2 separate regions of the Homo sapiens genome follow, and region 2 is linked to region 1. Evidence: chromatin loops called from intact Hi-C (ENCODE). Cell type or tissue: CD4-positive, alpha-beta T cell. All regions are shown on one strand. Links, peaks and the distances in the headings refer to the core of each region. The heading gives the core; the rest is flanking DNA. Region 1 holds the start of LINC00226 (long intergenic non-protein coding RNA 226). Region 2 has its middle 88 kb from the start of LINC00226.

Region 1 (17,504 bases), core at 3,973-11,972:
TAATAGCCATTTTAAGTGGTGTGAGGTGATATGTCATTGTGCTTTTGATTCGAATTCCTCTGACAATTAGTCATCTTGAGGACATTTTTATGCTCTGTTTTTCATGCATGTGTCTTCTGAAAAAAATCTATTCAGGTTTTTGCTCTTTTTATGAGGTCATTTGATATTTGCTATTGAGTTGTATGGATTATTTATACATTTTGATAGAACTTCTTGTCAGATATATAATTGCATGTAGTTTTTTGCTGGGCTTGCTTTTGGGATTAACTTCAAATAAATCATTTCTGAATCAATGACATGAATTATTTTTCCATGTTGTCTATGAGTTTATGGTTTCATGTTATGTTTATTTTTGTTGATTTTTGTATATGGTGTTAGAGAAGGTCTAATTTTATTTATTTTGCATATGGATGTCCAGTTTTTACATCATTTGTTGGGAGACTGTCCTTCCTTCATTGTGTGTCCTTGGGATACAAAATCAGGAAGATACATAATTAAAAAAGAAAACATCAGATGAATATTCTTGGTGAACATAGACCTAAAATTTCTCAACAAAATACTAACAAATAGAATCCAGAAGCACTTTAAAATGTGATACGTCATGATCAAGTAGGCTTTACCCCTGGAAGGCAAGTTTCATTCAACATCCACAATTCAGTAACTGTGATTCTCCATGTAAGCAAAATAAAAGCAAAAAACATATGATTTTCTCAATACATGCTGAGAAAGCTTTTGATGAGATCCAACATTCACTCATAAAAACTCTCAAAAGACTAGGCATCAAAAAATACCTCAAAATAGCCTGGTGCGGGGGCTCACGCCTCTAATCCCAGCACTTTGGGAGGCTGAGGCGGGCGGATCACGAGGTCAGGAGATGGAGACCATCCTGGCTAACGCAGTGAAACCCTGTCTCTACTAAAAATACAAAAAATTAGCTGGGCGTGATGGCGCATGCCCGTAACCATAATCCTAGCTACATGGGAGGCTGAGGCAGGAGAATCGCTTGACCCCGAAAGGCAGAGGTCGCAGTGAGCCGAGATCATGCCATTGGACTCCAGCCTAGGCGACAGAGCGAGACTCCGTCTCAAAAAAAAAAAAAAAAAAACTCAAAATAATAACAGCCATCTATGACAAAACCACACTCAACATTATACTGAGTGAGCAAAAGCTCAAACCCCTTGAGAACTGAAATAAGACAAGGATGCCCTCTCTCACCACTCCTATTGAGCATACTACTGGAAATCCTAGTCAGAGCAACCAGGCAATAGAAAAAATAAAACGGAGCTGATATGGTTTGTATTTGCATCCCCACCCAAATTTCATGTCAAATTGTTATTCCCAGTGTTGGAGGTGGGGACTGGTGAGAGATGATTAGATCATGGGGATGCTTCACCCTCTTTTGTGCTGTTCCCATGACAGAGCCCTCAGGAGATGTGGTTTCCAAGTACTTGGCACCTACCTCCTCTCTCTTCCTGCTCCAGCCATGTAAGACATGATGCTTCCCTTTCTGTCATGACTGTTGGGTTCCTGAGGCCTCCCCAGCCATGCTTCCTGTACAGCCTGCAGAACCATGAGACAATCAAAAATCTTTATAAATTATGCAGTCTCAGGTGTTTCTTTATAGTGTGCAAATAGACTAATACAACATCTAAATGGGAAAAGAAGTAGATATATCTGTCCAAACTGATGATATAATTCTATACATAGAAAATTCTAAAGACTCTGCCAAAATAATTCTAAAATAGATAAACAACTTTGGTAGAGTCTCAGGATACAAACTTAATGTACAAGAATCACTAACATTTCTATACCCAACTATGTCCAAGCTGAGAGTGAAATCAAGAACACAGTCCTATCCCACTTACAATATTCACACACACACAAATGAAATGCCTGGAAATACAGGTAACAAACAAGGTGAAAGATCTCTACAAGGAGAACTACAAAACACAGCATAAATAAATAAATAAATCATACATGACACAAATAAATGGGAAAACATTTCATGCTTATGGATTAGAAGAAGGAATATTGTAAAAATTATCACACTGTCTAAAGCAATTTAGAGATTCAGTACTATTTACATAAAACTATCAACATCATTGATCACAGAATTAGAAAAAATAATCTATTCTAAAATTTGTATGGAACCAAAAAAGACCCTGAATAGCCAAAGCAATGCTAAGCAAAAAGAAGAACGCCAGAGGCATCATGATACCCAACTTTAAGCTACACCATAATGACATGGTAACAAAAACAGCTTGGTACTGGTACAAGAGCAGATATGCAGAAGAAACGGAACAAAATAGGAAACAGAAATAAAGCTGCACACCTAAACCGTCTGATACTTCATAAGGCTGACAAAAACAAACAATGTGGAAAAAATACTCTGTGTTCAGTAAATGGTGCTGGGATAACTGGATTCTGGCAGATATGCAGAATGCAAGAGTGAAGGAGGCTGGGCAGTTTCTACCTAGATTTCAGAAGATGTGTAGAGAACCCTATGTGCCCAGGAGGAAGCTTGCTACAGGACTGGATCCACCACAAACAACCTCTACGAAGGCAGTACCAAAGATGGGGAAAGATGGGGTTGGAACCCCATTCAGAGTCCCCACTAGGGCACTTCACAGTGGAGCTACAGAAATGCAGCCACAACCCTCAAGATCCCAGAATGGTAGATCCAAAGGCAGCTTGTACTCCCAACCTGGAACTACTTCTGGCACTTGACTCTGGCCTGTGTTATTAGCCCCATGGAATGTGCCCAGCCATAAGGATGAGATGCCTGAGGATTTTGGGACCCACTTTGTCCTGGTGTACCCTGACTAAGAACATAAAGTCAAGATAGATTATTTTGTAGCTTTAAGATTTAATATCTGTCCTGCTAGGCTTTAGGTGTGTGTGGGGCCTTTGGCCAATTTATTCCTTTTGTATTGACAATATTTACCCAATGGCAATATTGCACCTTGGAAGTACATAACTCTTTAAAACATTTTGCCAGCACGCAGCTGGAGGGAAATTGCCTTAAGACCCTGGCGAGACTTTGTAATTTTCAGTTGGAGGTTGATCAAGTTAACACTTTTGGGAACTATTTTTAAAAAAGATGATTTTGCAATCTTACAAGGATTTGAGACCAGGGGACACAAGAGTGAAATGCTACAGTTTAGGTGATTGTCCCTTCCAAATCTCACGGTGAAATGTGATCCAAAATATTTGAGGTGGGTCCTAGTAGGAGTTTTTGGATTGTGGGGAAAAGATCCTTCAGGTATGGCTTGGTATCAACCCCATGGTAATTAGTGAATTATTTCTTTATTAGCTAATTTGAAATCTGATTGTTAAAAACAGTCTAGCGACCCTCCTCCCCTCTTCTGTGCCCCCTCTCACCACAGGACACTGCCTGCTTCCCCTTTGCCTTCCACCATGACCGTAAGCTTCCTGAGGCCCTCACAAGAAGCAGATGCTGGTGCCATGCTTCTCACACAGCCTCCAAAACTGTAAGCCAAATAAGCCTCTTTTCTTTGTAAATCACTTGGCCTCAGGCATTAATTTATAGCAATGCACAGTAGACTAATACACTGTCCAAAGCAAGATACATATTCAATGCAATTTTTATCAAGTAACCAATATAATTGATTACATGTTTTAAAAAAAATCCTTAAATATATATGGAATCAAAAAACAGCCTGAATAGCAAAAGAAATCCCAAGGAAAAAGACCAAAGCTGAAAGCACCACATTCCCTGATTTCAAATTATACTACACAGATACAGTAAGAAAGACAGCATGGTACTGCTACTAAAAACAATAACAATAATAATAATGTAAAAGAATAGACAGCCAAGAAATAAAGACAAGTTTCTACAACCACCTGTTCTTTGACAAAACTGACAAAAATATGCAATGGAGAAACAACCCTCTATTCAGTAAGTGGTGCTGAAAAACTTAGACAGCCACACATAGAAGAATAAAACTAGACTTCTAGTTTTTCACCATAGACAAAAATTAATTGAATATGGATTCAATATTTAAATGTACAAACTGAAGAAAATGTAGGAGAAATTTTTCGGGACATTGGCCTAGGCAAATAAAATATGACTAAGACTTCAAAAGCATGGTGTGGTAGGTTTGGTTATTCATTATATTGAAAAATAAAGCTATCATATGCTCTGGTGATCCCACTTCTTGTCATATATTCAAAAGAAATAAAATTATTATGTCAAACACATGTTCACTGCAAGATTATTTATAATAGTGTAGATTTGTAAAATAATTTAATGACCACAGATTGATGAATGTGTAAAGAAAATGTGTACACAGAAAACTGAATTTTATTAGGCTTTGAAAAGAAGGAAATTCTGACATTTGCAACAACAGGGATGGGGCTAGAGGACATGATGCTTAGTGGAATAAGCCAGATGCAGAAAGACTTAATGATCTCATTTACATGTGGGATCTAAAATATTCAAGCTCTTGAAAGCAGAGAGTAGAATAGTGGGTCCCAGGCCTGTGAGGAGAGGGAAATCAGATGATGTCGGTCGAAGGGTAGAGGTCCAGTTGTGCAGGGTGAATGAGTTCTGCAGATCTAATGTACTGCAATGTTCTTGTATTTAATGCTGTATTGTAAATGTGATTTTTGCTAAACGGGTAGATCGTAGGTGTTCTCATGAGACACACACACATACACACACATGTAGTACATTTTAAAAAAATAAAATGGTAGCTCCATGAGAAAATGGATATACAAATTACTTTGGCCATGATGAGCATTTCACAATGTGTATCTGATGTGGTTTGGATCTGTGTCCTGCCCCAAATCTCATGTTGTATTATAATCCTCAATTGTGAAGGTGGGACCTGGTGGGAGATGACTGGGACATGGGGTGGGTCTTTCATGAATGGTTTAGAACAAACTCCTGGTGCTGTTCTCATGACAGTGTGTGAGTTCTCATAAGATCTAGTTGCCTAACAGTGTGTAGACCTTCCCTGCTTCCTGTGGCTCCTGGTCTGGCCATGTGACGCACCTGCTCCCCTTTGTCTTCTGCCATGATCCTAACTTTCCTGACTCTCCCCAGAAGGAGAAGCCACTACACTTCCTGTACAGCCTGCAGAACCGTGAGCCAATTAAACACACTTTTTTTCTCAAATCCCTCAGTCTCAGGCATTTTTTATAGCACCGTGAGAATGGACTAATACAACATCAAAACGTCAAGTGGGGCACCTTAAACCTATACATTATTAAAATATTTCAATTATACCTCAATAAAACTGAAAAAATTTAAGCTTATAATAAATACATACTTCATATTTTCTCAATAAAAAGAAGACAACATAGGAAAACTTACACTAAGACATTTGTAACAGCTTTGTTTATAATATTCATAAACTGGAAACAAATTTAAAGTCGATTTACAGGAAAATAAATCAAAATACTGTCATTTACTTATTTAACAGACTGACTCAGATATAAAACCTCTCTCCCTCATCTCTCTCTCTCTCTCTCTCTCTCCATATATATGTGAAAACTTTGAGGTTTCATATCAGAGTCAGTCCATTACTTGAATAAATGATAATATGTTGATCTAATTTAATACCTTAAATAGCAGGAAATAACCTCAAAAAATAGCAATGTAGCCCATTACCAAATTAAGGTCTAAAATGTTTGATTGCATTTATATAAAGTTCAAAACAGAAAAAAAATGGATCTATAGTGTCAGAAATCAAAACATTTCCCCATGCAGGAGCTGACCGCAAGCACAGAAAAAGACGCATGTTGTGGGGAAGGACTTGCTCTTCAGGCTACCTTAGGTGTTGGGAACAAAGGTATTCACATTTGACAGAAACTCTCTAGTGATACATTTCAGGTCTACGCATTTTTTCTCATATGTAATTTTTTTCTTATATAAATAAAACATGTAGAATAGTTTAAAATTCAGTAAATAGTAAAATTAGTATTAAAATCCTACATGAAATATCAACATCATTATAGGAATTAATAAAATGCATTCAAGTATACCTACTAAAATTAAATCCCAGAAATCAAAAAGATAACTGTAACATCTGAAACTTATTAATGAGTATATATTTCATAGAGAAGGAAAAAATTGTCGACATGTGGCACATGTATTTTTTCCAATCAAACGTCATTAAATTATTTATACAACATTTTAACCTGTGTCATTGGTATAAATTACCAATATTTTTTGTAATATTACAACTGAGAACAATTTTTAAAGAAAAAAGGATATTTGCACGCCCATGAACTAAATGGAATGTATTTTCAATGTTGGTCCAACTATTACACCTCTAACAATACCATGGTTTTGAGTGGGGCTTGGAAAAAATATTTTTTATTTTATTTATTTATTTTATTTATTTTATTTTATTTTTTTGAAATGGAGTCTTGCTCTGTTGCCAGGCTGGAGTGAAGTGGCGCCATCTCGGCTCACCACAACCTCCACCTCCCAGCTTCAAGTGATTCTCCTGCCTCAGCCTCCCTCTTTTTTTAATTGAACAAATATTTATAAAGCACCTACTTTGCGCCAGGCATTGTGCTAGGCACCCTCACTGTGTGCTGTTCCCGCACCACAGTCAACTGCTCAGAAATTAAAACAAAGAAATGGAACATTGTCACAACCATACAAACTGGGGGGCACGGGGCAGGATCGGGGATGCAGGTGATTCCCAAACCAGAAAATGTACTCACCAGAAACCTGTTTTCCATCTCTGGGTAAGTCTCCACTAAACAGTTATTTTAAAGCTTCCCCATGTTTTCGGAGAGGAATGTTGTTCTCCCTGTGCCCCCAAGGCTGGCACCTGGAGGACCTTCAAATACTCTGAATGCTATCGGATAAAAGGAGCCCGATGGCCTGGTGTAAAGAATATCAATATTTGGATGAGAAAATGCTTTTTTTCAGTTCATATGGTTCCAACAACCCTTATGAACGATATAAACATCCCTGGCCTGACTGCGTAAATGTTGAAGGTAGACCTGGTTCTGGTTTCCTCAGTCAGAATCTTCCAGTTGTCCACAACCTCACAAGGCCAGAGAAGCGAGAGATTTCTATTCTGGAAAGGAGTGAGTGGATGGCACAACTGGTTTGGAAACACGACACACGGCGCCTGCATTTACAGAAGCAACGCACACAGGGAACGTCCTAGCGCCATCTGGTCTCGCACACATACTTAGGACTCACGGTGGGGATCCCGGGCCTCTGCCAGCCCTAGTTGTTGGTGCCCAGCCTGGGAGGCCTGGGCGGAAGTTATGCAGGCCTGGATCTTCCGGTCCAGCGCCACCAGGAAGCGCCTCCAGGTGGCGCTGTCGGGATTTGCTCTCCTCAGGGCCTATCTTTAGGGAACGCACTTTATCTTCCAGGTTTTGATCCTCTCTCTGCCGCCTCCATCTTCTCAGAGACACAGTCGCACTCTGACTCACGGCCTCTTCCTCTGCTCCGCACTGGCCGTCGACTCCTGCAGCGCCGTGGGCAGCCGGAAGTCGGTCTCCCGCCGGGTCTGCAGCTCCATCTCCCACCTCTTCCCGTGGGCAGCTCTGCGTCGAGGCCGCCTTCAGCTTGTGGTTCCCAGACTGCAGGTGCGTGTCGGCTGCAGCGGCCTGAGAGGCCTTTCATCGTCCGTCCCGTTGACACTGGATGCCGGAGTAGAAGATGGGGCTCCACGCCCTGATTCTCAGGATGATTACTCGAGGGCTCCATGTTCTCCTGGGTCTTGTCTTTGGCTGTCTTGGCCGCTTCTTCCACCTCCTGGAATTTCTCTGCAAACTTTGTCAGCTGCTGCTCAGAGGAAAACCCCAAACCAAACACCGTGTTGGCTCTGCTGTCGGCCCACTGCCCAGACGTCTGTGACGTGTTGGTGAAGGTCATATTCTGTGTAATTGTGTTGTTTATGGTCACCTTGGCGCTGTCCACACTGATGATCCCATAGCTGTTCCTTGTGACATCATAGAAACAGGAAATGGTGACCGCCTGTTGCTCGCAGGCATCCAGTTCTTCTTGGTGTTGGGGTCAATCTGGAAGACCCGCGCTCGGGGGGTGAAGATGGGCTGTTCTCCCATTCTGACGCTGCTCCAGCGGCCGCTCCGACCCGGCCTCTGGCGCTGGCTCTCCGCCCGCTGGGCATCCGCTCCCCGCGCGGCACGTGCGGCGGCCCCTGCGCGCCTGGCTCAGCCCTGGCGCCGCTCCATTCCGCCAGGCGCGGGCGGGCAGGAGCTCTGGAAAAAATTATTCTAAGAGACAAATTAAAAGAATAATCTGTAATAAGGAGACGTCAACATTCCATCTCAGGAAAAAACTGAAAACATGTAATACATACAAAGTCCTGAGAAGAAACCTCGAAGCACAGGAAGGGTCTCATGTATAGTAGGTTGTAATATGTTTATTGTTAAAATTATTACCTTTGTGTTGTTTTGAAAAATTGAAGAAAAATATAATGAAATTAAGTGTTTTGTGCTTCTCTGGTATAACAGCATGTTGAGAAAACTGAAGAGCCCTGTAATCCTGAGGAGGGGGCCTAATCCAAGGAGAGAGAGGCTCCGGGTCCTGTGGACACACACGGGTTGCCTGCTTCACCCCATCTAGGAGCTGCTTCCTGAAGCCTTCAGGAGGCAGGAGGCTGAATTTGTTTCTCAGGACAATCTTAATCACATCCGGACAGGGAGAAAAACATTCATGACCTAGGACAGATAAAATATGTATAATTAAAATTTCATTGAAAATTGAGAAATTTTGGTTGTATGTATTTATAGTGAATAAAGCTATGTTATGATTTATGAATGCAATATGGAATAATTGAATCGAGCTGATTGACATATATATCACCTCAAATCCTCAAATTTTTATTTTTGTGTGTGTGACAAGGACATTTGAAATTTGTTCTTGGATGTTTGAAAATGACCAATACACTATGTTTAAGGTTACAAATAGACATCAATTTATGTAAACTATAGGCAATGATTGAAAGGAATATGGATTACTATATATGTTTCATTCTTTAGGATGTATTTTATAATTGTTATAATAATTTTATTATAACATTAAATATAAAAGACCACATATATGTATAAGTTTGTGTATTTACACATATGTCTATAGATGTAAATTAATGTCCCTATAGCTATGTAGTAGCTGATATCAACAGATGTTAACAAAACTCTAAAAAGAACAAGTGCAAATTATTAGGAAGAATTATTTCTTGAAGGTATGTATTTTAAAAAAATAACCTTACATATAAAATAAAAATTAATAAAACACAATTCCCAATAAAAAAGTTCATGATAAATAACCATAGTAAAATATCACAACCTAATAAGTCTCCAGAGTCCTGCAACAATAAGCCCGCCTCCTGCAGCTGAGAAAGGAAACCACCCGCATGGCCCTGCAGGGAGGTTTGTGTCTGGGCTCACACTGACCTCCCCTCACTGTGTCTCTGGTACACTAATACAGGGCCGTGTCCTCGGTTTTCAGGCTGTTCATTTGCAGATGAAGTGTGTTCTTGGCGTTATCTCTGGAGGTATTGAATCGGTCCTTACCGGAGTCTATGAGGTATGTGCTACCCCCATTAGGATTAACTTGTCCAACCAACTCCAGCCCATTCCCTGGAGCCTGGCGGACACAGTTCATGTAGTAGCTACTGAAGGTGAATTGAGAGGCTGCACAGGAGAGTCTCGGGGACCACGCAGGCTTTGCCAAGCCTCCCCCAGACTCCACCAGCTGCATCTCACACTGGATACCTGCAAACACAGAGACACCCCGGTCAGAAACTGCCACACGTATCCACTGTTTCTCACTCATATCCATTCATACTCAATATCTCTAGTTCTCTATAGATCACGTTTTAAAATAGCAACAAGGAAAACCCAGCTCAGCACAAACTCCATGGTGAGTCCTCTGTGTTCGGTGCTGATCACCAGATGAAAACACCTGGGAATTCGGGGGCTGGGCTCCTCTCCCAGAGCTGCAGGGTCGGGGCTGGGCTGGTTTTTATCAGCAGAGAGTGGGCCCTATTTCCATGTCTCCTACTATATAGCAAGCTCAGGGGTGGGACGGCTGAGGAGAAGGCAGTGCCCGGAGCAGATGAGAGTGTCCTGGAAAACTCTGGAGGTAATCCTATCACTCTGGAAAATATAACTTCAGATTATGTGATTGTGCCTTGGTAATCATTTAGCAGACATCAGCTTATTTAACTTTTACATATTTGCAGAATATATTTAATGCAACTGTCAATGTTACATTTGTAGAGAAGATAAATTACATACAGAACAGAGCAGTTGTGCAATGTGTCCAATATCACACATCTGGCCAGAGTTAGCCCTATTATGCGTGCCTGTGCCTCTAAACACTGGAGGAGACTGCTCCCCTGAGACAGCTCCAGGGTGGTGTGGGACATGCCTAGAGAGGTTTTCAGGATGTCCCTCCTGTCATAACAACTTTGTGTAATTTTGCCTTTTCTAGTGTTTACCTGAAATCTACAATCAGTGTTCACATGTGTGTATTTTCAGGAGTCCTTGATTATTCAAGTGTCGGTATTTATCCATTTCTTGCTCTTTCTCAGCCAATATATTCATTTTTGTTACTGCTTTATTAAAAAAACAATCAATAATGAAATCAAATTGATAGTGCAGCATTTGGAAAATGTTGATATATGTGTGCAGTCATTGAATCAGCACTTCAATCATGTTTTAGCAATTAAGTTAACCTCTAATTTTTTTTATCTAACTTGTCTATAATTTTATTTCACCACGTTGTTACTCTGCCCACCCTATTTTCAGAGAAATTCAGATCTTCTCTATGTTAATTTAGAATATTGCATCTTCTGTGATTTATACAAATGAAATCACATGAAATTGATGGTGAATTCTTTAGCTTCCTCCACTCAGCAAAATTATTTGATAATGCCCTCATGTTCTTATGTGAATGAGGCATGCCTTGATTTCAGTGGTTCATTCTATTTCAGTACATGAATATTTCTCAAATTGTTTAACAATGCACCAAATAATGGATACTTCATTTGTTGTCTTAGTTTCTGAATTTTATTTAGAAATCAGATACTAAGCGTTAGAATGTAAAAATTGAGAAAATGATATTATTCTGACCTCGTTAACAAAAAACATGAAGAATTACAAAAAATAAACCCCTCACCATATCTGAGTTGATGTCACAGAGAAAAAAATCCCTGAAATATGAGAAAATAGGGGCCCGCAGAGAGAACTAGGGTGCGTTTATTAGAGTACCTGGGGCAGGTGCCACTCATGGCATGGTATTGAAGATAGGAAAAAGCTAACCTGGAAATGTTTAATGAGTTGCTTGAAGATGTGTGTGCTAATGGTGTGAGAGTGTGAAACTCCTGGCACTTGCAGGCTTTTCCTACAGAATTGGGGAAATCCCCAGACAACTCACCCACCTGCTGTCCTGTGGTGTTGACTGGGGAGGAAGAACAGTAGCTCCGTTCAATGCTGAATCCCCCTTCATTATATGCAGGAGACATTTATTAAATCTTGTGTCCTGTGGGCACTGGTAGAATCAACTAGAACACAAGGAAACAGAGGACATCAGGGAAACTCTACCCAGAATCACCTCCCGTCTGTTTCCTGAGGAATGAAATCCAGAATCTGTGGGGTAAGGACAGTGGGTCAGAAGCTGAGGACACTGATGAAAAAACAGCATGACTGGGAAGAGACACTGTGACACTGAGGAAGGGAAGGAACAGGAACACTTGGAAGATCATGCATCAGAGCCAGTCTCACCACCCATAGCTAAGAAGGAGGCTCAGCCAGAAGGTTGGAAAACGTGCCCCTGTGTCCAAGCCCCTTCATCCCACAAACAGTCACCAAGTAAATGTGTCAGCAGGATGCACCTGCCACAGCTGAAAGAGACAGCCTTTCTTTGGGGAGAATGAAATGTGAAGATCCAAAGCCAAACAGGGACACAAACGCAGGTATCACCAGAGGAACCTGAAGTTTTTGTGAACAGGAGAAGCTGATTTCAACTCTGATAGCCACGGCAACCATACACTTGAAACCCAAGCCTGACTAGGTTCGCAGAAACATGGTTAATAAAGGCCCAGCAGAATGTAATGTGTGATCATCTCCAGGAAAAACTAATAATAATTACAAGAAAATAAATTACAGGTGAAATGCAAACTGAAATTCTACATGCATTAAAATTTCATTAAAGGTGAATGGCAAATAAAATTCTGTCAGAAAAAAAGATCTGGAGAATATGTGTTGTCAGCACATTCATGTTTCAGGGCACATTTTACAAAGATTCTCTGCGAGTAGCCATGTGATATGCACTCAAAATAGAAATCTCTACAAAGAAATAAAGATTGTAAAAATGGAAAAATCTAGATGAATTGTACTCTTTAACATTTGTAATTGCTATAAGATATAACTGTATAAAGTAATAAAAAATTACATATTCTATTTTACAGCATATGTAAGTGCAAACAGAATAAACAAGAAAGAGTGGCGAGAAGGAGGAATTCAAAGCACACAGTTACACTATCTGTGTTCTTCATATCAAGGCCATCACAGGATTTACATTAGAATCTAATTACATACAATTTTTATTGTAAATCTTATGGTAACTATACAATATTTATAAAAAGGTAATTAAATACCATGTTAATAGAGAAATAAGCATCATTATAAAATGTTAATTTAAACAAAAATTAACAGAAAAAAATATTGTTGGTTTAAAAATAGAATTTATTGCTCATGCCTGTAATCCCAGCACTTTGGGAGGCTGAGACAGGTGGATCACAAGGTCAGGAGATTGAGAGCATCCTCGCTAACACGGTGAAACCCCATCTCTACTAAAAATACAAAAAACTAGCCAGGCGTGGTGGTGGGTGCCTGCAGTCCCAGCTACTCGGGAGGCTGAGGCAGCAGAATGGCATAAACCCAGGAGGCAGAGCTTGCAGTGAGCCCTGATCGCACCACTGCACTCCAGCCTGGGCGACAGAGCGAGACTCCTTCTCAAAAAAAAAAATAGAATTTATTATAGTTGATTTAAAAAAGCAATAGATAGTTTCATCCATGTCCCTACAAAGGACAGGAACTCATCATTTTTTATAGCTGCATAGTATTCCATGGTGTATATGTGCCAAATTTTCTTAATCCAGTCTATCGTTGCTGGACATTTAGGTTGGTTCCAAGTCTTTGCTATTGTGAATAGTGCTGCTATAAACATACGTGTGCATGTGTCTTTATAGCAGCATGATTTATAATCCTTTGGGTATATACCCAGTAATGGGATGGCTGGGTCAAATGGTATTTCTAGTTCTAGATACCTGAGGAATCGCCACACTGACTTCCGCAATGGTTGAACTAGTTTACAGTCCCACCAACAGTGTAAAAGTGTTCTTATTTCTCCACATCCTCTCCAGCACCTGTTGTTTCCTGACTTTTTAATGATCGTCATTCTAACTGTTGTGAGATGATATCTCATTGTGGTTTTGATTTGCATTTCTCTGATGGCCAATGATGATGAGCATTTCTTCATGTGTTTTTTGGCTGCATAAATGTCTTCTTTTGAGAAGTGTCTGTTCATATCCTTTGCCCACTTTTTGATGAGGTTGTTTGTTTAAACCTGCATGTTGTGCACATGTACCCTAAAACTTAAAGTATCATAAAAAATTAGAATATTTAAGGACTGCCAAAATAAAAAAGCAATACACAACTATTAGCTATGTACAAGAAAGTTTCTCTACATATTCACAAATAGAAAAGATAAATATGAGAAAACATGAACCAAGAAAAGCTATAGTAGCTGTATAAATTTAAGACAAGGTAGACATCAAAAAACACTTTCAGGACTTAAGGATATTACATACTATAAAGTTATCAGTTTTTTTAAAGACACCAAAAAAGACTTAACAAATGTATAATAGATGAGGAATACACTATTCATTGTGATTTACATAACAAAAGTGATAAAGGAAGTAAAGATATCAGTGAGACCATGCACGTAAGGGTGTCCTGGGGACTGTGAAGATTCTTTGTATTCATGGAGGGCACCACTGAGAGCTTCCTCTTCAATTTCTCCCTGTTGCTGCCCACATCAACCCTGGTCCTGGAGCTTGCTGGACCAAGCTTATGCTGCAATCAGTGAAGGTGAATCCAGAGTCTTTGCAGGAGAGACTCAGATAGCCCCCGGCTGCACCGTTATTTCCTCTGTCTCCCCCGGTGAACTTCACACAGGACTTCTGCAAACACAGAGGGAACAGACTGAGAACAGCCTCATCTGGAGCAGCCACAGCTGAGCCTGATCCGCAAGGACACTAATATTGAGAGTGATGAGAAGGGAAGCCCAGATCAGCACAGACCCCATGGTGTGGATACTGAGGAAGGCACAGGTGTGGGGTGGTTCCTCACCAGGACCACTACGGACAGGGGATGAGCTGCTCCTCTTGAGTGTGGGAGTGACCACATTTCCATGTCTCCCTTCCTGTGGACATGTGTTTGCTACTTATCAGCGATCATCCCCCCTCTGCCTGTGGATTTCAGGGAGGGCAGATCAAAGGATTCCTGGGATTGGATGCTCAGAGTTAATCTGCAAACTACACTTTCTTTTTCTCTAATGAGGGCACTTTTCAGGTGTCTTTATAGATGAATGTTTATCAACAAAATAACCCAGTAAATACATGAAAATAAACTTTTCCCAGAGGAAACATATATCTGCCTGTAGTCTCTACATGTAGAGCTGTAAACCACTGTTCTTAACAAGAAGGCAAAATGTTCATTTAGAATTTAAAATAAAATGCAGATCTACACATTGTTATGGCTAGAGTCCATAAGTGCTTGTATTCTGAGCTAATTTTGCTACACAGCAGTTCAGCATCAGGCATATATGCTTATGTGAAGAAGGAGTCATTGTGGGGCATGTGTGGTTTTCTGAGGGGAGAGTCCACATTGCAATGTGTGTGCTTGTCTGAGGGAGGAGTCCACGTTGGGACAGATGTGTGTACATGTCTGAAAGTAATTGCCCATTTAGAGACAGTGTGAGCTAGACTGAGCTGGAGTTTGAGGAAAACTTTTCTCACTTAAGAGATTATGAGAATCCTCTGGGTGATTTCCTTGTCAGGAAGGAAACTGGCTCACATGGGAACCTTCTGAAAGAAAACTCTCTAGTGAATGGACACATCTTATATCCAAATGGAGAAAGTTACTTTATTCTTTATTCCCCGTATCTCATGCCATCCCTGCCCACACTGAGTAACATTGCTAGAGATTTCTATACAGTCTGCATCTCATCCTGGGGTTCATGACCAGCTAAGTACTTTTTTAAGTGACTTATATAATGGGTATGTAAAGAAACTTACAACTGATCAAAAATAAACAATGCTATCAAAAATGAGCCAAATACCATAACAAACACTTCATCACAATTATATAAAATAATTAAATATAAAATTTTAGAGACATGTGCATTTAAACAACAATGAGCTATCACCACCAATAGATTAGAATGGTTAAAATACACAATGCTTATAGTGCCAAATGGCAACGAGGATGTGGAAGAACGGAATCTATCATGCATTGCTGGCATGAAACCAAAATTATAACTGCACAAAATGGAGACATTAAAAAATTTCGATATTTTATATAATTTACATAAATGTAGAATTAAAATGTGACCTAAGAGGTGTGTTCCAAAATATTTACAACACCCATTCAAAAGTGTGTGTTAGTGCTCACACTAATATCTTCAGAGGAATTCTTATATCAGTTTTATTAATTTGATTTGTTTTCCACTCCCTGAATTTTGTTTACAGAATACAAGTTGTATGGAAAATTTCCCAAATAATTAGAGTGCATACACATTTATATTTTCCTATTTTTCAATGACTTAACCTCGCTTTCTTTTTGTTGTTGTTGTTGTTTTTTTGAGACGGAGTCTTGCACTGTCACCCAAGCTGGGGTGCAGTGGGTCGATTTCGGCTCACTGCAACCTCAGCCTCCCCGATTCATGAGATTCTCCTGTCTCAGCGCCCAGAGTAGCTGGGATTACAGGTGTACACCGCCACACCCGGCTAATTTTTTGCACTTTTAGTAGAGATGGAGTTTAACCATGTTGGCCAGACTGGTCTCAAATTCCTGACTTCGTGATCCACCCACCTCGGCCTCCCAAAGTGATGGGATTGCAGGTGTGAACCACCACGCCCGGCTGATTTAACCTCACTTTCTAAAAAAGTCTTTAATCAAATAATCCCTGTAATCTCCTCAGCCACAGCATAGCTGCCTTCTCCCTCAGGGTTTCAAGATGTGGGTTTTCACACTATGCCTCTTTCACAGTAATACACAGCCATGTATTACTGTATTACAGGAGGGGGATTTTTAGGTAATGTGTTAAGGGCATATATAATTTTACAAGAAACTAAGAATTATTTTCCTGTGTAGCTGTTTCATTTTGCATTCCCATTAGCAATGTTTTAGACTCTAGAAACCTGGTATGCTCACCAGCATCGGTATGATCCATCTTTCTTCTTAATTTCAGCCATTCTAAAAAGGGTGTTTGGGTATCTTATTGTGGTCTTGATTTGAATTTCTGTGATGAAAAATCCTGTTGAGATCCTGTTTATATGCCTATGTGTAATCTGTACATCTTCTTTAATGAAATGCCTGCACAAACCTTTGCCTATTTTATCCATGGGTTGCCTCTTCTTTTATTCACTGTTGAGTTTTGAGGGTTCTTACTATAATTACATAGGTGGTGATATGATTTGCAAATCTCCTCATCTAAAACTTGACATTCATTTTCTTAAAATCACTTGAGTACAAAAGGATTTTAAGTTAAATGAAGTTCAACTGATATTAATTTCATTTATTGATCATGATTTAAATTTTAATTTTCAAGATCTTTGGTCAACTATTAATAATTTTATATTTTAAATTGTAATTGTTTTTATCTTTATTTGTATAAATTTAAGGGCTATGGGTGCAACTGTGTTACATGGAAATATTACACAGTGGTATTGGCTTTAGTGTACCCAACACCCAAGTAACGTACATTGTACCCATTAGGTGATTTTTCATCATGCTCCCAACTCCTACCCTCCCATTCTGCTAAGTCTCCAATGTCCATAATCCCTCTCTCCATATCCTTGTGTACACACTGTTTTCCTCCCACTTATAAGTAATAATGTGTGATATGTGGCTTTCTGTTTGTGAGTTAGTTCACTAATTATAATGTCCCCCAGTTCTAGGCATCTTGCTGCAAAAGACACAGTTTCATTCCTTATTGTGGCTGACTAGTATTAAATTGTGCATATATGCTATATTCTTTTATAAAATCATCTGTTGGTGGACACTCAGGTTGTCATATGTGCTATTGGGAATAGATTTGTGGTACACATAGAAGTGTGGGTATCTTTTTGAAATATGATTTCTTTCTCTTTGGGTAGCTACCCAGTAGTGGGATTGGTAGAATAAAGGCCAGTACTGTTTCTCATTTTTTGGAAAGTCTCCATACTGTTTCCTTTCTCTCTCTCTCTCTT
Region 2 (15,628 bases), core at 2,325-10,324, 87 kb after region 1:
ACTCAGACTGAGGACAATCTCTGCTCATTCTCTGGGGAAGGTGAGGGTTAGTGTGTGGAAAGAACCCAACTTACTTTGCTCAAGATCTCTGTACTTGAACAGAAACAAAGAGTAGGAGAAAAAATGATTTCGGTTTTACATAGAATAAATTATCATGAGGAAGGCAATAATATGTCTGGATCTTGCACAGAATTAAGAAACAATGAATTTGGGGTAAAGTTGAAAATTACAATTTCTTTGCAGATTCTGTTTTTAGTTATCTATGTCATCTGCAAAAATGAAGTAAAATCAGGGTTTTTATATAAAAATTCACAAACAGGGTGCTGGCCCTGCGAATGCACCTCCCATCTCTCCAGCATCAGGGAGCCCAATAGAACAGGCAGCCAGCTGCTGCACTGCACTCTAACACCCGCCACCTGGTGTGTGCCAAAGACACCCATCCTGGGAGCTCCTCCCAGACAGTGGCTGTGCACAGTGGAGACACTGAGGCATGGCTGCTGCTGGGACGCATTGGACATCCCTGATGGACAACTGTGCTCTGGGAGGCACCAATGGTCTTCCTGGACTTATCTTGGACCACAGGGTTGTTAGGGAAGGTCCATCAAACTCCCTTCCCTCTCCAGTACTAGTGGTGAGATTGACATTCTGGGGTGACAGTATCTACAGCCCCGCCTGGCCTCCTGTGCATTTTTTGCTTCCATTACTTACATCTGCTTTGGGACAAATGAGAATGTTTCCTCTTCCTATAATAAACTTTTCTAATCCAGAGATGTCAGGGGTGGCCACAGAAACATAAATGTCCAGAGGCTCCGAGGGGAACTGGTAGATGCAGAGGAGGCCACAGACCCTGAAGGAAAGCAGCCCATGATAACCATCTGTACCTGCCCTAGAGCTGCCCGTTTTCAGTGGGTCCTGAGTGCCCCTTTTAGCCCAGCCTCCTCCCTTGTCATTGCAGGAAACTGTGTCTGTGTTCACACTGATGTCCTCTTACCTGGTGCCTCACATACAGTAACACACAGCTGTGCCCTCTGCTCTCAGACTGTTCATTTGCAAATACAGTGAGTTCTTGGCATTTTCTTTGGAGATGGTGAATTTGCTCTTCACAGATTGGGCATAACATATCTGACTTCCATCACACTGTATATCTACTACTCACTCCAGCCCCTTCCCTGGAGCCTGGGAAACCGAGCTCATTCAGTAGCTACTGAAGGTTAATCCAGAGTCTGCACAGGAGAGTCTCAAGGATCCCCCAGGTTGTCTTGGGTCCTCTCCGGACTCCACGAGCTGTACCTCTCACTAGACACCTGCAAACTCGTAGACATCCTGGTCAGAAACTCCCAGACATAATCCACCATTTCTCTCAAGGGTATCCACTCACGCTCAATCTCTCTAGTTCACCTTTTAAAACAGCAACAGTGAAAACCCAGCTCAGCCCAAGCTCCATGGTGGGTCCTCTGTCTTTAGTCCTGATCACCAAATAGAAACCCCTGGGAATCCCAGGGCTGGCGCTTCTCTCCCAGAGCTGTGGGGTCAGGACTGGGCTGGTTTTCATCAGCAGAGGGAGAAACCTATTTGCATGTCTCCTACTGTATAGCAAGCTCTGGGATGGGAATCCTGAGGAGGCGCAGGGCTCAGAGCAGACAAAGTGCCCTGGGGGAGATTGGTAGTCATCTTATCACTCAGGAAAATATCATTATATTATATGATTGTGCCTTGATAATCATTTAGCAGTCGTCATCTTCTTTTTGACATATTTGTAGAATACATTTAATGCAAGTGTCAATGTTACATTTTAAGGAAGATAAATTACATATGGAACAGTGTTTATACAATGTGTTCAAGGTCACACAGCTGGACAGTATTAGCCCCATTATCCATGCCTGTGTCTCTGACCACTAGAGGAGACTGCTCCCCTGAGACAACTCCAGGGCAGTGTGGGACACGCCTAGTGAGGTTTGCAGGATTCCACCCCCGCCAGGACATCTCTGTTTTCTTTTAATGTATTCTGCTCTTTACCTAAAGTATACAGAGAAAACCAGTGTTCAAGCATGTGTACTTTCAAGAGTCTGAGATGTTTTGAGTGTTCATACCCATCTATTTTTTGCTCCTCCTCAACCAACATATTCATTTGTTTCTTTGTTACTGCTTTAAGTACAATTAATAATTAATTCAAATCTACACTGCACCATTTGGAAAATGGTAACGTATGTGTGCAAACTTTAATCAGGTTGTGTACAATTAAGTTAACCCCTAAATCTTTCTGTCACTTCTCTGTAATTTCATCTCACCACCCAATTACTTTCAACACCCATTTCTCCCAAATTTCAAATCTGCTCTGTTACTTTAGAATAGTTGTACCTTCTGCAGTTTATACAATTAGAAGTTTATGAAGTGCACTCTTAATTCTTCAGCTACTTTCACTCAGCAGAGTTATTTGAGAATGTAGACATGCTTTTATGAGAATGAGGATGCCTTGATTCTAATTCTGCATTGTACTTTAGTCCATAATCATATGTCAAATTTTTTAACGTTCACCTGTAGTGGATATGGATATTTGATTTGTTCCCTTAGTTTCTGGCTTTTATATAGAAAGTGGCTACTCAGCGTGCAAATGTGAAAAATGAGGAAACTATGATCTTATTCTGACCTCCTTAACAGTAAACCTGAAAAACTGAATAAATGAAGAAGAAAACCTTTTAACATATCTGAGCTGCTTTCACAGAGCTAACGAGAAGACTGAAATGTGAGGAGAGAGATGCCAGCAGAGAGGACTGGGGCCCACATGTTCGTGAACCCAGGGCAGGTGCCACTGGATGGCACTGAGAGAGGAACAGGCTAACCTGGAAATATTTAGTGAGGTTTCTTTTTGGATACATGTGCTAATGGTATTAGAGTGTGAATCTACTAGTCCTTGCAGGCTTTTCCCAGGAATTTGAAAAATCCACAGTCAACTCCCTTATCTGCTGTCCTGTGGTGCTGACAGGAAGGGAAGAACAGCGAGGACTGTTGAACGCCTGGATCCACCCCCACTATTTCCAGGGGAAATCCAATAAAACCTGTATCCTATGGGGGTGTGGTGGAGTCAACAGAAACTAAAGAAAACAGAAAATTCCCAAAGAACTCCATCTAGAAGAAATTCTTAATCTGCAGGGTAAGTACAATGGAGGAGAAGCTGAGAACACTGGTGAGAAACCATTGTGGTTGGGAAGACACTCTACCCCTGGGGGAAGAGGTATGGACAGGAAAATTGGGAAGGTCACCCCCAGAACTATGATTTCTACTCATGCATAAGAAGGAGGCTGATTCAGAAGGTTGGAGAACGTCTCCATTTGTTCAAGCCCCTTCTCCACATGGTCAATAAGTCTGCAGAATAGTGAAGTAGCTACATCAGCTCCATTCTGACCTCTGTCATGTGACAGTTTTTGTGGATTTGCTTTCTGCTCTCTCAAGATTTGTTTCCTCTCTCAAGTCCTAGCTCCATTCTCCTATTCTCAGTTTATTGAAGAGATTCATATTTAGCTTAGAACATTACAATTTTTGGAAGAAATTTTCATCTTAAACACACCAAATCTAATGAGCTCTCTCCAGGGGTGCCCATCTGTTTTTTTTTCTTCCTTTCCTATGGGATATGGCCCTTTTTTTCTCCATGAGTCCAGCTCTTATATTCATATGCATGAGGAGTCTAACCATCACACACCCAGAGACATGTTGCAGGAATGGACTCTACCATCCATCTCCTCAGCCCTCATGTGCACAGTGGCCACTCTGTCAGCTGCTGTATGTGCTTTAGGGATTTCCATTTAGAAGTGTCTTTCACTTTCCCCCCAAATAAAGTTCCTTGTCCTTAAATATCTTGACGAGCCAGTCTTCTTTTCTGTCTCTTTGTAGTTAATATTGTTTTATTCCATTAAAATTCATTGCGAACATCAGTGAAAATGGAAGTGACCAGCCATCCCTTCCATTGTCTGACTTCTGCCTGATGGACCCACCCATGAGCTTTACTCCACTGCTCTGCAGCTGATGGGGCCATCTGGACCTTTATTAATAAGAGGTGTGTGATTTATTAGAGAATTACTGAGATCAGCAGGTGCCTGAGCTCCTCAGAACACAGGTGTGGTCCTGAAGTAGAGTGTGTGTGACTGAAATCACACATGTGTATAACTCGTGGCCTCAGCCCATAAGCTGATACCAGATTCTGGCCATTCCTGGGTAGCCTGATGAGGGGTGTCCAGAGAAGGATGGATGCAGGATGTGGATTTTAGAAAGTGATGTGGTGTTTGGGGGCATTGATGGCCAAATTTTAAGTCTATTCTGTCCTTGGTACTTGGGGAAGACTGGGAAGAAAGGAACAAAACTCAGACCCCATGTAGCTCCCCATTTAGGAAGAGATTCAGTGCAAATTTCGAAAGCCGAAGAAATAGACCATACTGCAGGGATCATTTCTGTAGTCCGTTTGAGGTGGTAGAAGAAAAACAGTGATGCTGGTGATGTTGGTGTGGTTTTCTGTGACATACTAAGGAGAACAGAAGATGATCAGTGGCCAATCTCCATCCAGCTGGTACCTATCGTCTATTTGTTATGTCCAAATAAAAGATAAGGGACATTTGTTACACACACACACCAGGGCTGGTTTCAGAGACCATGCTCAAAAATGGCCAACAGAGCCATGACACATTTTTATATGAGAACTACTATTTTTGCCTACTTCACGTGGAAATCTGAGAGATGCAGTGCCCAGCCTCAGGGGGCTGCTTCTCCCTCCAGGAGACAGAGCTAACAGAGTTAGGTGGTATTAGTCAGTTTGGGTCTTCGTAAGAAGACAACAGGATTGGGTGGCTTAAACAACAAATATTGATTTTCTTACAATTCTACAGTCTGAATGTCGAAGATCAAGGAGCTGGCAAAATTGGTTCTTAGTATGGCTTCTTCCTGGCTTGCACAGGGCCACCTTCTAGTGCACTACGTCTCCACATGGCCTCTTCTCTGTGTGCACGTGAAAAGTGAGAGGTCTCTGGTGTCTCTTCCTCTTCTTATAAAGACAACGGTTTATTGCATTAGGGTCTCACACTTTGACCACATTTAACCTCAATTACATCATTAAAATTCCAGTATAGATCCATTGGATTTAAGGTTTCAGTAAGTTAATTTCAAATAGGGCACAATTCGATTGATGAAACAAATCAAGAGATGGTGAGAATCCATATATGGCAAAATGAGTCATGCAGGAACTTGTAGGAAAGTTTCTAGTAATTGGTGAAACCTCAACAGTAAACAGAAAAATTGTCTTCCTCCTTTCTTCCCTGCCACAAGGATGTGAGGAAGCAGAACCACAGATAATAAAGAAAGAGAGTCCTGGGGACATCTGAGGTGCTGGCGAGGAGACAGACCACTGAGCTGTTGAGGAAGCCCCGCCCTCCTTGCACCTGCTCCGGACCCGGCCTCGGGATCTGTGGGCGCCGCGCGCCACCTGCTGGTCTTGAGCAGTACCTGCGCCCGCCCCCTCTGCCTACCTGCAGGGAGGTTTTTGTCTGGGCTCACACTCACCTCCCCTCACTGTGCCTCTCGCACAGTAATACACAGCCGTGTCCGCGGCGGTCACAGAGCTCAGCTTCAGGGAGAACTGGTTCTTGGACGTGTCTACTGATATGGTGACTCGACTCTTGAGGGACGGGTTGTAGTTGGTGCTTCCACTATGATTGATTTCCCCAATCCACTCCAGCCCCTTCCCTGGGGGCTGGCGGATCCAGCTCCAGTAGTAACCACTGAAGGACCCACCATAGACAGCGCAGGTGAGGGACAGGGTCTCCGAAGGCTTCAACAGTCCTGCGCCCCACTGCTGTAGCTGCACCTGGGACAGGACCCCTGTGAACAGAGAAACCCACAGTGAGCCCTGGGATCAGAGGCAGCATCTCATATCTTCATATCCGCATTCCTGAGACACTCACATCTGGGAGCTGCCACCAGGAGGAGGAAGAACCACAGGTGTTTCATGTTCTTGTGCAGGAGGTCCATGACTCTCAGAAAGCACTTCCCATGTGAGCTGGACCCTGAATTTAAGGAAATGTGTAGTCATTTCCTGTGGGTGCCTAAGTGAGGATTTGCATGTGGGTGGTGCCTTTGTATGGATAGGTAAAAAGGGATGAGGGAGGCCCCAGTCTTTTGGGCTCACCCTGGGAGGTGTATGCTGGCTGTGCCCTCTGAGAACTCAGTTCTCTTCCTGTGGCCTCCCCTCACCAAACCCAGAGTCCTCTTCTTCCAGGTAGGAAATGTGCTGAAGGAGCTGGTCTGGGAGACAAGTGTGATCATGGATCAAAGACAGATTTTGGAATACAGTTAATACTGTTCTACATTTAAAGATTCATATAACACCAACCATACACCCAGGTCACCTAAATTGTCATTTACCCCTTCAGACATATTGAAACAGCTGCTGAGTGTAATAATCACAGTGAATTGAGACAAACCTGGATCCATGCAATGTGTACTGTAGTTCAGAACATCCATCATGGTTAGAAGGATGCTACCTGTCCCAGGAAGTGGGTTATTTTTAAATAGTACCTGAGAGCTGCCCTTCTGAGACCTTTTGAAATTTGAGATTGTGTGTGAGATCTCAGGAGAAGGTAGTAGAATATATCTCCATCCTTCTCAATGTGTAACCCTGAGAATATGGCCTGACCTCTAAACATTTCTGTGTGAAAAGATGTACATTGGGGATAGCAGTGACAGCTTCAGATGAAAACTCTATAGTACATCAGCACTGGAGGATAGTCTCATCACCAAGATTAGTGAAATTACCTTTCCTGGGAACCAGAGAGGACCTCTGTGAGCTCTACCCTCTGAGAGAACAAGGAACTCTGGTTCTTCCCTGACAGGTCACACCTGTGAAACATGGCTGGACAATGACACTCAAGCCCAGAATTCGTACCCACATATTTACCAATTCAGATCCATCTGTCTCTGAAAGAATTTCTCCTCCGCTGAATTGCAAGAACATACCCTAGGGTGTGCAGTATTGCAACTTGGGCATTTCACATTAGTTTGGTGAATTATATAATACACAAAATATCTCCATGGATGTTGTAACAGGAGAGTCATCAGAAGCTGGTTGTGTTGTATAATCTGGATAAACCTGGGCTCTCTTCTTAGGAGCTGAACAAGTGGGCTGGCCTTCTATGAGACGACAGAGGGAAAGAGACAGACTCAATATCCAGAGCGAGGTGAGCTCCTTACCTACCTACCAGGTGGTCTCTGGGCCATTTGTTTGAGCAGACCCAGAAGTACCTTCCTCACCCTCAGGAGAATTATGAACATTGAGAGAAACTGAGATACTTTTTTTATTTACAGGGAATATTTCATCGGCGTGTAGACATCTACGTGGGTGTGTACAGGGATGCTAGGATGTGCTCATACACAGAAGAGCAAGAATTATATTTCGTGGAAAGAAAACCAAAGAGCTTCTGAATTTGTAGGTATTGTTTGCTGCAAATGTGTCAGGTCACTAGATCATGTTATGCTGCTAGAAGAAAAACTTCCCAACATTGTCATGGAGACAAAATGCAAAACAGTAAAGATTCAACTGAGATTCCCTTGAAAATCACCAGTAATGAACAGGCCAAAAGAAATCAACCATTGTGGAAAGAGTGGTCATTAAGTGAAATAGCAAATTCCATGTTGCAGTGAGAAGGAAGATCCATCTGACAGCTCATTTTCACCTCTACAAAGACTTCAGAACATAGACTAAGAGCAGAGCGTGAACTTAGGGCAAACAGAGGCCAGATGTTTGAGGAGGTTGGAGAGTGAGCTGGAGTCATTGTGAGCCATTCAGAAAAGCAGAGTGTTCCAGGGTGTATTGAGTCCTCCTGAGTTAAGAGGTGCTGAATATACGCAAGTTTCACTGCCCTCATTGCGTTTTATTCTCTAGACTCTCTTGGATGTCCAGATTTGAACATGTGGAGTGTTGATGGAACTCAACATAACTAGGAACTTTTCAGTGAAGGTGTAGGTAACAATGTGGGTATAATTAAATTCGGTTTATGAAAATATTATTATCCGAAATGTCAAAGTCAGTATCTATTAATTTATCTTTCTTTTGTATTTTACAGACAAGATTATTCTGTTGCCCAGGCTGGAGTGCAGACTCACCTATTAATTTAACAGCATAAAAACGATCAGTCCAATTTACGTAGTCCTGTAATCTCCATCAAGGATTTAGGTCCATGTGGCCTGTGACAGAGCTCTAGTCACAGAGGGAAGAGAGTGGTTTGTTGGGTTGATGCTGCTTCTTCAGAGGGGAATTTAAACAACTCCTCACCTCATCAAGTCTATTTTTATAACTGTGCAAGACCCTTGGGAATGCACTCACCATTTCTTACATAATGGGAGTTGACTGTGTCATGAAGGTAACACGAAGATGTGCAAATTTAAAGCCTGGTTACATAACCTGTTGAATTTAAAATGCCTGGAGCCAATCACATTCTGGCATCTTGTTTAATTAGTTCTGAATGTATTTTCAGTTGGTTAGTTCAAGTTCCCATAATTCACTTTCTGCTAAAATAGTCACATACAATAATCTTGAGATATTAAAATAAAAAAACTAATTTGAAAATGAACCCAACTTCCAGGAGAGATGAAAGTTCCTTTGTGGTGAAGGGTTGAAATATGGTTGAACACTGAGGTTGTCTTCACAATTGTTTTAATTAGGGGAACTTCTATACATCCCTTATATTTATTAGAAACTCCCATTGAGAACCTTGAACTAACGTAATTAGTTGATGGAGCACACAACAACAATGCTGAAGGTTATTAAGCAGGAATTGCTATTACAACGTTAGCCTTGCTTTAAAGCACATATTTCTACCTGATGTGAAATTAGCCCAGGTGCGCTGATGAGAGTTTGTCAGTTAATCAAAGACCAGGAAATGGATACACGTGTTTCTGGAGCAGGGCATGGCTTTGGGATGCTTTGCGAAAAAAGTGGCTTCTCACGTCTTTGGGAAAACCCATCAAAATGGGCAAGTTAAGGATCTCTTAGGAGCACCCGTCTATCCCATATTCTTGGCTAATATTAAAGCGGAACTCAATGCAAAATGAGATACTATGGAAGTTCAGAAAACTGCTGTACCACTGCCTCAGCTCAGCACAGCTGCCTCCTTCCTCAGGCTTTCTGAAACTCTCGGGATGTGGGTTTCCACACTGTGTACTTCGCACAGTAATACTCGGCCGTGTCCTCAGCCTTTAGGCTGCTGATCTGAAGACACGCCGTGCTGACAGACGTGTCCATGGAGAAGACAAACCATCCTGTGAAGCCGTGGGTATACGTTGGGTTCCCAGTGTAGGTGATGATCCATCACATCCACTCAAAGCCCTGTCCAGGGGTCTATCATACCCAATTCATACCATAGATGGTGAAGGTGTAACCAGAAGACTTATAGGAGACCTTCACTGAGGCCCCAGGCTTCTTCACCTCAGGCCCAGACTGCACCAGCTGCAGGGAGTGGGCACCTGTGGAGTGGACACAAGAGTGGGTGAAGTCTCACATGACTGGCCTGGTTTCTTCCTCAGCCCTGAGACTGGGGAGCCCCTTACCTGTTGCTGCTGCCATCAAGAAGAGGATCCTTCAGGTCCAGTCCATGGTGAGGAGCTGTGATCTAGGGGCTTCTCCAGAGGAGGGGTGTGGTTGTTGGGTGAGGCTCTCAGGGAACGGAGATACTATAGTCACCTCAGTTAATTGCATATTCATGAAGGATGCTATTTAATAGCCCAATTCCTGACCCAGTATGAGAAACAGACACATGGGTGACACAACTGTAGAAGCTGAGGGTTCAAGCCGTAATCCTGTTAGAGGCCATGTGTCCCCTACACATCCCTGAACTCTGTGTTGACAGAGCTTCCCCCACTGGAGAACAAGCTCCTCAAGGACAGCACCTCACTTTGAAACCACATTTGACTGTCTCAGGGTCAACTTGCATCATTTCTAGACCATAATATGTGAATGCGTTATTTAGGGAATGACTGTGTTTATCCAAAAATTGCATTTATTTATAAGAAAGGATCTCTTCCTGACCTCCAGCAGAGTTTGAAATCCCCATTGTAAAAGTGGTTCTCATTACAACATCCAGTTTGATAAATGCTCACAATTGAATAGATATTTATACAAACTTCAGCAGTCTTTGTGAAATACTTATTTTAGATATTTTTAAAGGAAGTCCCAGGCCCTGGGAGGAACCTCTCCCCAGCCTCCTGTGCACCTGCTCTGGGGCGGGAGCCTGTGCTGGGTGTATCCGGAGCGCCCCCTGCAGCCCAGCCCCAACCATGCAGGGAGGTTTCTATCTGAGCTGACAGAGTATATTCCTACCAGTGTATCCAGCTCAGTATAAAGTGGTTGTGCCCTGGCTCAGAATTCTCCTTTAGGGACACCACATGCTCCTCACACCATCTTTTGAAATAGTGAATTGCCTTTAGGAAACCCAGTGAACTCTGCAGAGAGACTCCAAGAAAAGATCTCATGCATCACCAGGGAGCCCTTTCCTGGAGCTCAAGAGGCACAGAATCATTGGACACACGGTGAACCCAAACACTCTTCAGGGGTTGAGGGGAGACTCTTATTTCCTTTAGGGTCCTACAGTTGATTATGGCACCTGAGAATACCTGCAGGTGCAGGTACATGTGGATAGAAACCCACTCCAACTCTGCTATTCAACTCACACATGCGCGCGCGTGTGTACACACACACACACACACACACACATATATATATATACATCGTGGCTAATTTTTATATTAACGGATCCCATGTTTGCCATTTTTTTCTGGTATCCATCTCATGGAAAGCGCTCCCTACACTGGTACTAAGACTGAATATGTGTCTACTTTCTGTAAACAGAAGTAAAGAAACAGAATACAAGTGGACACTTGGGAAGTGCATGCACATTGAATTCACCTGGTCTCACTTTGGAACCCTGCAGATGCCCCGTGAAAACTAAATTTGAGGCCAATGAGGGTTACATCATTTCATTAGTGGTGAAGTTGCTGAAGTCAGAGGCTTCAAATTGCTTTATTTTTCATAACATTTTTTATCCGATTTTCCTCCTCAGATAGAGTTTGCGAATTGCCACACTCTCATATTTAATCCATATTGACTAAACTGGTGAGACGTAATGCGTGGAACATGGAAGCATTACATGTTCTTACAGTTGCATTTTAATGCTATGGTGATCTTCTTTCTCTGGGCTGTGACCGATGCAAGAAGTCTCCAGGTGTGAAGCTGATTTTTGCTGTTTTCTGGCTGGAACATCACAGGAAAATTTTCTTAAATGTAATCCTATTGGCTAATTTTACCCATTTTCATGACAAAGGAAGGTTGCTGGTAAGGCTTGTAATGGGGATAGATTGCCTTTCGCCACATAGATAAGGATCTAAAAATGTCCTTCGCCTGTTTGTCTGTATGAACAAGGTCAGAGATTTTGGTCTCCTGGTAATAGAGCCATGAATGGATCTTGTGGATTCTCACCCTGAGAACCTAGAGGTTCCTGGAGGAAGGGAGATAAGAGTATGGGGGGCTGGGGCTCCCAGGATCTCTCACCCTCACGCTAGTCCAGACAGGCCCTTTATGTTTATTTAGTTCAGATATATAACAAACCACATAGCCAGGCTCATTTAAATTATCCATCCTCAGTCTATATTGGGGCAGCAGCTGAGTATAATAATTACACTGAACTCAGACAAATCGGGCCCAATCCAATTTTTACTGTAGCTCAGAGCAGCTTTACTGACTCACTTAACTTGGAGATTATTTCTTCCCGGAAAGAACTGTAAAGGTTGCTGTGGAGCCTCTGTAGGGTTGGATTTTTTGCATCAGCCTGTCATGCAGGGTGTTCTGAATGATGCAGACCTTTATACTTAGATGGTAATTATTCCTAGTGATGTGGAAATGGCTGGCAGCCCTCAATTCTGTTTCTTTCTTTTGTTCCCCTGAGTGTCTACAAGAATCCCATGAACCTCAGGACTCTCCTTCAACGGATGACTCTGAAGATTGACAATCAACTCAGTGCTACAAACAGAGGGAGCTAAGTGAGGATTCTCAATTAACTGATATGTTGAGCCAGCAACATAGGACGCATCCAAGAATGAACCATTTTGTCAATGCCTATCAACATTAAATTCGAGATTTATGATTTTCAGTACATTGGAGTTAAAATTTTTATGATTCTTGACAATGAGGTCTCAAACTTGATGGTTTGCAGATGAAACCAACTTGTCATGGTTAGACAGAATCTTCTTTTTCTAGGAAGCTAGTCTTTTAAACTAAAGCACCTGAGAGGTGGTTTCCTGAGATCTTGTGAACATGTATCTATTGGAGAAAAAAATCAGGAAATCTGGTCTCAAATAATTGACAGAAAGCTTATGAAAAATTTTTATCAACACAGCCATGAAACTCCGGTTAGTCATTTTTTTGGTTCTTTTGTTACAACTCAAGAAACAATTAAGAAATCAACACAATCGCAAGCCTACTCCAAAAGAGATCATCTTTCCATACTTCAAAAACAGACCAGTATTCATAGACACTTCTCCATTAGATCTACAACTTACACAGATTTCTGTAACCTGAAGAAGTTTCTCTAAGAAGATTCTTCTCTAGACATCTATGTATGCTAAAATACATTGTGTTTATTTATGATTAATCTGTGCGAGCCCTTGGCACATTAAACAAACTTCATGTAAATGTGATAACTTTATCACTTACTGTGCTCTCACACTTTACTGGTTTCAAAAGTTCATCACCCTTGTGATGGAGCAATAGGTGCCTTTGAGAATATGCTGTTGCTTCAAGCGAACACATTCTAGATCCTCACTTGATTTCATCATTTCATATTGAGTGTAGGTGTGTCTATGACTGAAAACCCAACAGTTTTATCCAACAGATTCTCCTCTTATGAGATCATCCTGAAACCTGCCAACCACCTCCATCATGCATGCTTCCAATCTTTTGCTTTTAGGAAATAAGAGGCATAATCCATCCCTGCTTTAAGGTGAGAGACCTTCCTGACCTTCCATCATATTTAGTAGAAACTCTCATTGAGAGCCATAACAAACATTATTTGTTTACAGATCATACCTCAAAACTGAAACTGTTTTTCATAATGGCTATACCATTCTACATTTTCACAATTATGGAAAGCAGTATAAAGGCTCCTAAATGAATTAAAGCCAGAAATATTGTATGACCAGGAATCCTGTTTCTGGGAGTATATCCAAAGGAGATGAAATTACCACCTTGTGAAGATATCTGCATCCTATGTTTATTGAAACACTATTAATAACAGCAAACATATGGAAAAAATCTGTCAGTAGATAGACAAATGAATAAAGACAATGTGGTATATATGCACAATAGAATATAATGTTATCAAAGAAAGATGCTGCCATTTGCCACGATGGATCGATTTCCATAACCACCAACAGTGCACCCCATCCATTATAGCTTCTCCCTAGAGGATGGCAGGTCCTTATTCAGTAGTAACCACTGGCTGTGGTGGGAAGGCAACTTTTATGAACTGTTGAATTTTTCAGCATATCAATGTCTTAAAATATTCTGCTACATCTGCATTGATAAAGTGGAGTCTAACATTGGAGGTAAAATTAAAAGTGCTGAAGCCATCTAGACACCAAGTCATCAGATGATCCTGGCTGTGTCCTTGAGGGAGTGGAGCATATGTAGTACCATTTGGATTGGGGATTGGTGTGTTTCCAGTTGTAAGAAGAATAATTGTATTATTAGGCATAATTATGACTTTATTCTTGTCTTTATTTGAAGATTATGTATAATCTCAGGAGATGTGTATGGGTTCAAGTTGACAAAGGGTGGACTTGTAATGCTAAATACTGAGTGCCAACTTGATCTCACTGAAGGATGCAGAGTATTGATCCCGGGTGTGTCTGTGTCGGTGTCGCCGAAGGAGATTAACCTTTGAGCCAGTGGGCTGAAAAAGGCAGATACACCCTTAATCTGGGTGGCACAATCTAATCAGCTGCAAGTGTGGCCAGAATAAAAAGTAAACAGAAGAACATGAAAAGATTAGACTGGCTTCGCCTTCCAGCCTACATCTTTCTCCCCTGCTGGATGCTTCCTCATCTCAAACATCGGATTCCAAGTTCTTCAGCTTTGGGACTTGGACTGGCTTGTTTGCTCCTCAGCTTGCAAATGGCTTATTGTGGACCTTGTGATAGTGTGAGTTAATACTCCTTAATAAACTCCGTGTGTGTGTGTGTGTGTATGTGTATCTTACTTGTTCTGTCCCTCTAGGGGACACTGACTAATACAATCTTAATCCACAAGAAATTTTAAAAAAATAGGTGATTAGGAATTCCAGGATGGAATGCAGACTATATAGAAAATATCTTATGCCATTATACTAATGTATGAAATCAAAAGAGGTACTAAGTAGGTTCAGAAATAGTGTAGTCCATAAGATTAAAGAAAAAAGAAACTGCACGTCAGCACTGGACTCCACTTGATGATGTTCCACAAAAGAGCACAACTTACACAATCGGGTTCCACTCTACAGGAATCCTGGAAATGGACTACAAAGGGAATGGATGGTGTGTGGTGGGAGGGGGTTCCCCACGGTTGGAGTGCTAGGTTAGGGAAAGGCATAGAAGGAAGGTGAAAATCATTCATGTGGTATTAACTTAGGGTATCTCAGTGGATTTGCAAGTTTAGCATAATATAGGAACATAAATAAAAACCGTTTAGATGTGGGTATATATATATATGGGTTAATACACAACAAATACTTCCTGTATTGATTACTTGAGATGTTCTACAAGAAATTAACAAAAAGTACATCAAGAATCAAGATATGAGTTTTTAATACTATTCTTCTGTAAAAGGAACCAGCGGCTGGGTGCAGTGGCTCACACCCATAATTCCAACACTTTAGGAGACTGAGGTGGGCAGATCATTTGAGGTCAGGAGTTCAAGACCAGCCTGGCCAATATAGCAAAACCTCATCTCTACTAAAAATACAAAAATTAGCCAGGTGTGGTGTTGCACGTCTGTAATCCCAGCTACTTGGGAGGCTGAGACAGGAGAATCGCTTGAACTTGGGAGGTGGACGTTGCAGACTCTGTCTAAAAAAAATGAAAGAAAATAAAAGAAAAAAGGAACCAGAATTTCTTTGAGAAATGGCTAATGGTAGCACTTCAGAAAAGAATATAGGACGATAGTCTACAATTTCTTATGGTACCAGAAAATGAGAAAGGGTTACAAAACAAAGAATTGCTACTTTTGCATTTTTCTTGTTTGTTGGTCAATCTAGCTAGCAGTCTAACAATTCTGTTCATGTTTTCTGTTTTTATTTTCATAGAATCAGGGTGCACATGTGCAGAGTTGTAACATGAATATATTTCATAAAGGTGAGGTTTGTGCTTCTGATGTAACTGTTACCCCATAGTGAACATTGGAGCCAATAGCTGATTTTTTAACCCTCACTTTCCTCTCACCTTGCCTTCTTTTGCAGTACCCAGTGTCTATTGTTTTTCTCTATGTACATGTGTACCCATTGTTTGCTTTCCAATTATAAAAGAGAATTTGAGTTATTTTATTTAGGAAATGTCCTTCAACTCTATT

What was found. Hi-C counts contacts between places; a loop is a spot of excess contacts. Peaks named below come from ENCODE experiments on the same cell type or tissue, not always from the same donor. Only the 100,000 strongest peaks of a DNase experiment are listed, where the experiment ranks them.
Region 2: a loop joins it to region 1, with 2.6 times the contacts of the local background. A loop is called at or near these places in 2 of 110 quality-filtered maps.

What each region holds. Positions count from the first base shown.
Region 1 is chr14:106,279,595-106,297,098 of GRCh38, forward strand. It overlaps LINC00226 (long intergenic non-protein coding RNA 226), which reads left to right and starts at 8,080. Exons shown (of 2, transcript NR_033375.2): 1 at 8,080-8,372; 2 at 8,476-8,778. It also overlaps IGH, the pseudogene HOMER2P2, the pseudogene IGHV3-25 and the pseudogene IGHVIII-25-1. In CD4-positive, alpha-beta T cell, for the core only: a CTCF peak has its summit at 7,342 (motif pointing right); a DNase peak (open chromatin) is centred at 7,307; H3K27me3 peaks cover 709 bases.
Region 2 is chr14:106,368,103-106,383,730 of GRCh38, forward strand. It overlaps IGH, the pseudogene IGHV3-33-2, IGHV4-34 and the pseudogene IGHV7-34-1. Among named protein-coding and RNA genes, the nearest start is that of LINC00226, 88 kb to the left of the region's middle. In CD4-positive, alpha-beta T cell, for the core only: CTCF peaks have their summits at 5,451 (motif pointing left), 5,651 and 10,283 (motif pointing left); DNase peaks (open chromatin) are centred at 5,459 and 10,279.